Linked DNA regions of Mus musculus: region 1 is linked to region 2. A link is a loop called in an ENCODE intact Hi-C map of the cell type or tissue named here. Cell type or tissue: left cerebral cortex. All regions are shown on one strand.

The links. A loop is a pair of places that touch in the nucleus more often than their neighbours do. Peaks named below come from ENCODE experiments on the same cell type or tissue, not always from the same donor. Only the 100,000 strongest peaks of a DNase experiment are listed, where the experiment ranks them.
Region 1: a loop joins it to region 2, with 2.5 times the contacts of the local background. A loop is called at or near these places in 2 of 42 quality-filtered maps.

The regions. Positions count from the first base shown.
Region 1 is chr8:83,036,536-83,041,535 of GRCm38, forward strand. The region is part of intron 5 of Rnf150 (ring finger protein 150); the gene reads left to right. Among named protein-coding and RNA genes, the nearest start is that of Tbc1d9, 130 kb to the right of the region's middle. In left cerebral cortex, no CTCF peak of the experiment used is centred here; a DNase peak (open chromatin) is centred at 2,234; H3K27ac peaks cover 467 bases.
Region 2 is chr8:82,961,699-82,966,698 of GRCm38, forward strand. The region is part of intron 1 of Rnf150 (ring finger protein 150); the gene reads left to right. Among named protein-coding and RNA genes, the nearest start is that of Rnf150, 100 kb to the left of the region's middle. In left cerebral cortex, no CTCF peak of the experiment used is centred here; DNase peaks (open chromatin) are centred at 3,018 and 4,063.

The sequences.
Region 1 (5,000 bases), 75 kb after region 2:
AGAGGACCAAGAACAAGACGGCAACTCAAAGCATCCGCTAAACTCACCTCTCTGGAGACTTTGAGCAAAGAGGAAATCAGAGCCACTTAGATCCAACCCTGCCATAAAGCTGCTTCTCAAACCCATGTGTTTTCTGACATTTAGTGACTCTCCTTAGGGCCAGAATCCTGCCAGCTGGCTTGATGCTCCAGGGAAAGCCTTTCCCAGGATTATATCAAGTGAACACCAGCTGCTGGGTGTCATCCTCTCTGGGCCTATGAGGACAGGAAACAAGCCAGGCCACCAAACCTAAGAAGTGCACAGGGAGACATGAAGAAACACAAGCCCTGACTAAAAAGAACCTCCTAACCGAACAAAGAAACCAGCTCAAACCTGCCCACCCCTCCCCCACCTTGCTACCACCTGTCTGTTGCCACTCCTATTGACAAAGAATAAAGAGAATGGTAATGGTTCAGGAAGTCACTAAAGAATGAGGGCCAGATCACACATCAAAGTGTTCTTGCATGCCAAAGGGCTAATTAGGACTATCAGAGGGCTCTGTTGGACAATGTCCCCAACCTGCTTTGGCTGGCTTGGCTGCCTGTGCCAGCTTCCTCAATGGCAGTTGATCCACCAACCACAAATCCACTCAAGACACTGGAGCTCTGAGGTAGATTTTATTCACGGTGTACTAAATTTTCAGTTCAGAGTTGTGCACGAACAGGGCACACATGGATGTGAGAGGAAATTCACATCTACCACATGCCGGCGACTGTGCCTTTCACGGTTCTGGCCGTACCTGATTATTTTAAGGAAGAAGGAAAGTGTGTACACATTTTCTTGCAAGTGTGTATGCTTGCATGGATGCATGGATACCTTTGCTTGTATATGTGTATGCAACTGAGTGTGTGCATGTGAGTGTGATTGCATATGACATTGGGTTTGTCTTCTCTGTCAGCTAAAGAATTGAAAGGCTGGAATTGACGCACAAGAGGTGGCACCAGAGAAATCTTGAGCAACACAGGCAGAATCAGCTGCTGAAGGAAGGTGTTTATTGAGGATGAAGAAAGATGCTTTGGGCTTTGCCAAGGATAAACATGCTGCAGATTCAGGGAAAAGGATTGCACAGCAGAGGGGGACTTGGCAAAGCAAACATCTAGACCCTTCCAGAGGGCTGGGGATTTTAAAGCTCCTGAAGAGTCTTCCCCCCCTACTTTAGAGTTGGTCAGTTTGAAGAAAGACAGGCTGATTGGTCTACAACTGTTGTGTGATAATGTACTGATCTGGCCAGTCCATCAGTGGGGGCTGGTGGGAGACAGAAGCTGGTAGGAAGATGCCACCAGCAGGAAGATGCTACAGGGAAAGCCTTTCCCAGGATTGTACCAAGTAAGCACCACCAATGGTAGCTAGTGAGACACCATCTGCTGGTTATTGTCCTCTCTGGGCCAATGAGGACAGGAAACAAACCAGGCCACCAAATCCATGAAGTATGCAGGGAAAACACAGAAGGACGAAGCTGCCCATCTTGGAGATTTAGTTTTTTACCTAGCCATAACACTTCTCCCTAGCTGTCTGCCTCCAGGTGAATTTGTCTAACTCTAGTCTCTCACTTACATGCAAGCATGCAGCTTCTCACATGAAAGCAAGTATGTGTGCCCTTATGTGCACGCATGTTTGGCCTGCATGTATATGAGTATATACTGACATGTGTGCATTATGTTACTTCATGTGTTTCTTGTTCACATGTATGTGCTTATATGTGTGTGCTTACATAAGCGTGTTGTATACTTTCATTTATGCATACGAGCATCATTTCCGGATCCCTGTAACTCCACCTCCATGTCAGCCCTGGTCCCTTTGTTCAAGACAGGTATGAAAAAAAAAAAGACGACCTTGCTCTGTACTTAAAATTTATGTTGAATATTTGATTCCAGATTATTCCCCCCATAGAAGTATAATTTCTTCAGAAGCTACTTCTTATTGGACTCCAAATATTGATGTTAATTATTTCTAAAATAGAAATACTGAGTAGCCTTTTGGCTTACTTCCAAACTAAATGTTTTAATTGTTAGCAGTTGGACACTCTGGCTGAAGGTCTGATGCCTAACAAGTCTGTTAGATTTAACTTAGCATACTCAACTCCCAGAAAAATAAACATCGGCAGCATCTTTGGGCTTTGCCAAGGATAAGCCAGCTGAAGAACATGACACATCCGTCCTCAGCCCACAGAACAGAACGTCCCCGTGAAGAACGAGGCTCGTGCACCGTGAGCGGCTCCTGGAGAAGCATCAAGGCACGTGGCTGTCCTTCTGGTTCCCGGGGCTCTCTTTTGTCCTGGTGAAGACAGATTCAGGATCTGGGAGGAATTCAAGATTCCATCATATGGTTATGCACCACCATGATCCCTTATTTCATTCTTAAATGTTACACATGACTAAACTAGCACAGAGCTGTGTGAATTAGGAGACATTACTTACACCATCACTTCTTTAAGGCAGTTTAAGGAAATGGTCTTAATTTCTTCCCATATTCTAAATTAGTTTATTTTAGCTTAGTCTAGTCTTGTCTTGTCTTCTTCAGACAGATTCTCCCTAGGTAACTCAGACTGATCTTAAAGTTGTGATCCTCCTGCCTCAGACTTCCAAGGATCCCTGGGATTACAGTTATGCACCACCATACTGCACTGGGGATTTCTTATTTAAGGACCATTGGGAAGAGCCCACCTCTGCACAGTGATGCCTGTCAGTCCTTCACCTCTGTATCCCTGGCTGTGCAGAGAGCTTTTGAGGAACTGGAGCCCTTGAGAGTCTTGAATGCTATCAGTCACAAAATCACACTTATGGATTACACCCCAGCTCTCCTTGGAAGAATATCAACTCGTGGATGATGTAGTTGTGATTTCGACTCATTTGACTGTTCAAATCCAGGTGTTTTGGGTGTACTATATTTCTTTGTATTTGTGTTATTTTTAGCTCAGTCCATATGTACCTAAATATACAAATACACAGCACTTGAGTCAAAACCCGAGCTGGAGACAACATTGTACATTGTACTTTCCCCACAATGGGCTAAACAATGAGACCACATCTCATGACAGATGAAATCCTCATAGCAATGCATATTTTTCAATAACATTTTGTCAAAAATATAGTAGGGAGGAGGAAGAGTTTGTTTTTATTTCATTTCTAAGAAATTCATTCAATTTTACAATGAATTACAAGGGAGGAGTTCCTTATTTCCGAAGTTTTCTCCCCTTGGCCTACATGGTAGTGCTTTATCTACAGAATAGTCTCCCTTACAGAAGAGTAGTTTTCCTGATTCCTCCACCCATCTGTCAAAGGATCCAGGTTTCAGAGGTCAGGAAACACCTCCTACATCATTGTTCTCCAGATGTGAATAGGACTCTAAGCACCATTGAACAGAAAGCCCTGTAGAGCTAGTGCAGTAGCAAGCTTCTAATTATTGGCCACTGATTTATCTGAGTGTTTTTCCCATGCTTCCTTAAATTTCAGTAACTAGACAGTTTGATTACTGTTTTTTTTCAAGAGGTAGAAAATTTTCTGGCTATCTATTCAGATTGAATATAACTTGGGAGGTTCTAGAAGGTTTTGGTTTTAGAAGGTTAATTTGTTACCTGTTACTTCCAAGGCAGTAAGACCTGCTACCATTGATCAGTCCACTAAGTATCTCTGCTCCCCTTTCTCTGAAGAAAAGAGCAGAGTTTCTCCAAACCCCCATAGTAAGAACTTTGTTAAGAAATATGCTGTACCAAAGCTGGGGCATGGAAAAAAAAAAAGAACCACCAATGTCAACAAACAGGGTGACAATTTCAAAGTTTGCACAAGTTGTTGTTGCATACCCATGCATTGGACTCTTTGTGTTTGTGAAAATGGTTAGCACTGCCTGCCCCTAGTGAAATCTCTTCCACCCAATGCTTAAGTGTTTTGTTTAATAACAACCTTTACATAGCATATCTCAGTTTTGCACAGAACTTTATAGTTCTTAAAGTATTTTCTCAAACCCTTCTGTCACTGATGCTGGCAAGACTTTAATATGCCTAAGTTTTGAGAACAGAAATCTGAGAAGCACACAAAACACTCAAATCGATATTTACTCAGCATCTAATCATTGTGGCCTGGTGTGGAAGCCTAGGAGGCAAAACCAAGGCAATGTGGATGCTGCTCATCGGTATGTTTATGAACTGTGCTTGAGAGCAGCATGTTGACAAATGACCCCCAAAACCCCAGGGGACACCACAGGATCAAAGACCTCTACCTGGGAGGAAGCCCTCCTTAGAAATGGTGACACTGGGGAATTAAAGGAGATTAACCATCACCAGGAGTCAGTTTGAAACCTTAGGATGGAAACAGGAAGATGATAGGCAAATGTCATCTGGGCAAAGGAACAGTATAAGATGAACATTGAGTGAAGGGGACATGTGTGTGCTTTCTTTCCAAAGGTTGATGGTGAGGCCAGAGTAAGACGCTAGGCTGGGCTGTATGGTATGTTTTGTCATGCTGATTCGTATACCCTGTTCTCGGCACAGAGAGAAGACTCTTGCCTCTCTTATGGTCTTTTTCTGTGGCTATGGTGATGGTAGAGGTGGCTGTTGATGGTGTGGTTGCTATAGATGTTGTTGTTGATATTCTTGTCGTGGTGGCTGATGTTGTGGCTATTGATGCTATTGTGGATGTAGCTGTAGGTGTTGAGGTTGTTGACGGATGACATGGTTCTTGCTGTAGATGTTGTGGTTGCTGAAGCTGTGATTGATGATGTTGTTGTTGTAGGTATTGTGATCATTGGTGTTTTTACACTGGAGCCTCGGGTGAGCGAGCATATAGGAGAAAAGAAACTACCTGGAGATAGAGAGGCTGAGTGGAGAGAAATGTTGATAAGAATGACTGTTGCCCATTCAAAATCAAAATCAACACATTTGGTGAACAGTGACTTGATCATTCTGCAAGCTGCCTTCTGACGAGCTAAGTGTTTGACAGAGATACCAAAAGCCAAGGGACAAGAAA
Region 2 (5,000 bases):
GCCCAGCCCAGTCGACAAATTCTAGATACCAGTGAGACAATCTGTTTAAAATAGACAGGTGGGTGCTTTTAACAAATAATAACTGAGGCTGGTTTCTGGCCTCTGCACACATGTGTGGACACACATTTGCACATGCACACACCCTTCCCTGGAGTTTTTTTTTCAAGGGAATAGTCTGCTGTAATCATTGGCCTATTAGTAAATCAGACCTGGATAAAGGCAAGCAGATTTTAGTTTTCTGAGGCTCTCTAGAAATAACCAGGTTAAAAATATTTTTTAAAACAAATAGGAGTAATACTCACATTACAAATGCAGTAACTCTTGAAACCCACGTCACAAGACAATGTTTTAGAACCGTATTCCATCGAGTGATTCTGTAGCTACAAAGTACAAAAAGAGGTGTGATAAGATATAGCACCTGCAACCCAAGGATCACTGATCAGAATCATGCTTCTACCATACTGGTGCTCGCCTGTCACCCCAGCACACAGCAGTCTGGAGAAGTGGGATCATCAATACAAGGTCAGCCTGGGCTGCCCCATGAGAGCCCATCTCAAAGAGAAAGGGGGAAAGAAAAGAGAACAGAATTCTGTCTCCACGCTCACCTGGATCTTCAAACTCTGACCTTACCACAGTGTTCTCACCAACAATGGCAGCTTTCAGACATAATTCTATTAGTGACATTTGGATAAGAGAGAGTAGAAAATTATAGACTTGACTTTAAAGTTCAAGGTGTTACAGTTGCCTGCCTCTTCATTCTCCCTCTGCCTGCCACCTCTCCTCTGCTGAGACATTTTCTACTCAGTCTTCGGAGCTCAGTGTCAGGAACCTTCCAGAAAGCCTTTCCTGATTTCAGGTCCTGCAGAAGGCTTGCTTCTAGAACATTCTTACAGAATCTTACTTTTTTATAATTAGTTATCACAGTTTCCAATTATATATTTACTAGGAGAGGTTTAAGTCAATCTCTGTCACTCCCATTAAACTTTAAGCACCATGAATATTGGGACCACACACATATTTTGCTCACTGTTGTAATCCACACCAGACAGAGCCCAGCACATTGTAAGTGCCCAGTAGATACTTGCTGAGTAAAGGAACTGAGGAGAGCCCAGAACCACTGACCTGGATGTGTCTCCCAGAAAAGCTAAACTCAGAATCCAAATTAGCTTATGGTCACAACTCCTTGACCCTTTGTTCAGCTCATGTGAGAGTCAGCCTTTCTCTCTGGGTGGTGTCCGCAGGCTATTCTGAAATCTAAGCCATCAGGAGGATTCTGATGGGCCAATTCAAGGGCCTTCTCAAACCAAACGGAAGTAATGAAGAGTGGAAAGGAGAGCATTGTGGGAGTGAAGTGTTGGATGAGAAAGAAGTAAATCCTTGCCATCACCTGGGCTTCTCTTAGGATCCACTTCTCTGTGGTATAGAAAACCACAAAGTCCTGAGGTTCCTCTTGATAAACAGATATCTCTGTGGCCTCGCTCCCCTTCCTGGGGGGGGGGGCTCAGGATTTGAGGGTTCATGAGTAAAGGATTGGAGTGTAGAAAATGTGACCAAAGTGGAATTGGAAGATGGGGAAAGTGAGAATCAAGTCCCCTCTCTTCTCCAACCCTCTCATGTCCTACCCGTCAATCCATCTGAGGATTTCATCAAGGGATTGGTCCTGGCAGTATGTGTAGTTAGAATTTTAATCCTAATAAGCCTGTATAAAAAGCATGCCATTGAGATATTTTATTTATAAGCCATATGGTTATAAATTAGGTTGGGCAGATCTAGGGCTATACTAACCTACTCCCCAGCTACAATTACCCTTGTTACTTGCTGTAGCTCCTGGCCATGTGGTTCTGGTCCATGGGGGCTTCGGGTCCATGGTGGCTTCCTCCTCTTCTCTTTTTTCTTTCTGCAACCTCCAGTTCCACCTTTCTCCCTCTACTGCTGAATCACAGGCTCTAGCCTTTTGTTGACCAGCTAAATTGGGAAGAGGGTTCACATGGCATCATTTGAGTATGTGAGGATCTGCTCTTCAGGAGCAACTGCATCTTGAGGAACCAGTATTTAGCATTAGAATACAAGCAGCATCAGAGCAATCCACTACAGGATGGATTAAATGTGGCCATGGGTGGGCTCTGCTCTCCCCTTTCACCTCTCCTAAGAGATTTGCACCGTGTACCCATGTCTTCCTGAAGGATGGCACCATGTAAGATGATAATATACTGTGCGTTTGCCTCTTATAAATAGTCCCATAGCCTGTCTTTGCCTTCCTTTTCAAAATCCAGTCCTTAACAACTCTCAGAGTTGGAACATTGCGTAGTAAGTAATTTTGTGTAGAAACAAGTTCTGCCATCTCTGAGTTACAGTGGCTTTAGTGTGGTGATGACAGATCTGACTCTTGATTCATCCTTTCAACTCATTGGTCTTCCTGGCAGTGGTAGGCATTGCTTCCAGTGCTGAGTCTGTGCTACCTAGGCAAGTGCTCTACCACTGAGCTTTGTCCCAGCTCTTGCATTTTGGAGACGGACTCTTGGTGCATAGGTCAGACTACCCAGTGCAGCAGGACACCAAGTATGTTGTGACTACTGCAAGTAATGTTTCCTCTAACATTACAACTAAGAAAACTCTGTTGAGATCACTGAAGCTGACTTTTGCTATTGAGAAGATGGTGGATCCATGAGGGTGGGGAACTCTGGGTGACAGGGCTGAAACAGGAGCCCAACTTCCTCCTAGACTTCCCTCAGTTTACCCTACCACATTACAGCTGCCTCTACCTTGCTTAATAGTTTTGCACCTTGTTGAAATTTAATTCCTATTTCCTGGGGATCTACAGCCACCCTATATGAAAAGTTTAGCAATTTATCATGGCAGGGGCTGGGGGGGTAGATTAAATAGGAACATTTTCAGTGCCATCCCAAGAAGGACATACATCCTCTGATGTGAGAAGCATATTGAATAACTCACGAGGAAGTGTTTTCATAAGACAGAAATAGTGAGTGTTTATATAACCACATGGTTTTCACCCAGGCTCTTAATGGTTTAGTGTGGCACAGCTTGAGACTGAGAAGAGGAAGGAGGTAAGGACAGCAGATGGATAAGGGTTGACATCATAGATCTGTTCTTAGGATGGGAGAGTGTTGATGGAGCTAAGATAGGAATCAGATAACCTGATCTGGTGAGCACTTCATCATGAACAAGTTGTGCATACGCTCCTACACTGACAGAGGTGGAGGTGGGAGGGTGGGGTGGGGGAAGGGCACAAAGGAAACCCTGGTTGAGAACCATTTCTGAGGCTCAAAATTCTATCTCAGTAAGTATTCTGCTTTGACTACCATATTGTCTGTAATGAAGTTAATTGGGACCAAGATATTGTATTCCCCAACCTAAAATGGGAACTCAAGCTAGGAACAAGTTTTAGTTGCTCTGCTGGTCATTATTATAAATATAAAACAGATAGAAACACACATACACACACATGCACACACACGCACACACAAATGTTGTATGGAATGAGTAAATTTAACACCAGAAAGGTGCACAAAGCTGCATTCCACACTGCTTAAAATCCTCTTTGGCAAAAGCATTCATAAATATTATTTTATAAAATCAGGAGAGATTTAAGTTATTAACGTCATTCTTAGAATTTAATTCTCTGCCCTTAAAACCATATTTTTAACAACAAACACGTCATTATCAGAGCCCTCTTCCTACTGTGTACACTCATACCTTATTTTGTGTGTACTGATGAATTTGGTCGGAGGCATTTTCACTTCTTGCCAGTTGTTTCCCTTGTTTGAAGAATTTCAGAAGCACACACTATATGGAGATGATCCACAAAGTGCCTAGGAATTTAGCTGGAGAGATGACGCCTCCTTCTGTCAGTTTCATCAGAACCCTCGGCCCTTCTTTGGTCTCTGCAGGCTTTGCTTTGAGAATTGCAGAAGAGGTCCGTGGAAGTTCTACCCTCATCAAGTCACCCCTCATCATAAAGAAGATGCACTTTAGATTTTGAGCAGCTAAGGAGTAAAATGTTCAATTTTTAGGGAACCTGTCCTAACTGAAACACAGCAGACTGGAGCGCTTCGTCTCCTCCACTTCTTCTCTATTTCCTCCACTAAACAAACCAACTCCCACGCTCATTGCTAACATAAATAACACGTCTGTACATTTGGATTTTGTTATAAAGCCAGGTGGTGACAAGCAGAAAAACAATCAGTGGGAAACTCCAAAAAGCAAACTAAGGAGCAAACAAAACTGTCTTAAATTAGGCTTTGTCTTTATCTTGTACAACTAAAAGGTGGGAAATGCAAATCTCTACCAAGGACTGAACATGAGATTTAGGAATTGAAAAAGCCAAGGAAAGTGTACTGTAATCATGAGCCAGAATTTGTGACCTATGAGAAGTCTGAAATGGTCTGACAAAAAGTCAGGAGGGAGGATCTAAATTAAACAACACGCAAGAGAAAGACGAGGACAGATGCTGGGAGAGTCAGCTTTGATGGTACAACACAGAATTTAGTTCGTTCTGCATTTTTTACAAATAGACTTTCAAGGGTGTGCTGGCTTTGTACAAGTATTGGCATAAGCAGGAGAGACAGTTCAGCATAAACTTAATGGACACAGATATGGGAAATATATGGCTTGTACCTTAATGGGTGAGTCTGCATTTCGGATATTTATTTAGCACCACTATTAAAATAGAAATAAAACTGGGATGATCTTTAGTTCTTTGCCCCGGTAGCAACATTAAAGGCTACAGATAAATTGCCACTATGAGAGTCATTCCTTAGTACTTATTACACTCTGCATCCTGAAGAGCTCAACTGAAGTTGTTCTCTATTATCATTCTAAATATATTTTATATTATTTACATTTGCTGCTTTTTGTGGTTCTAGCAAATTAAAAGGAAGAAAACCCAGAGGGAAAGCATTTATCCAAATAAAATTCTCTTGACCATTCAAACAAAATTTACATTGAAAGACAAGATTTTAGCAGGGTGGTGGTGCCTCATG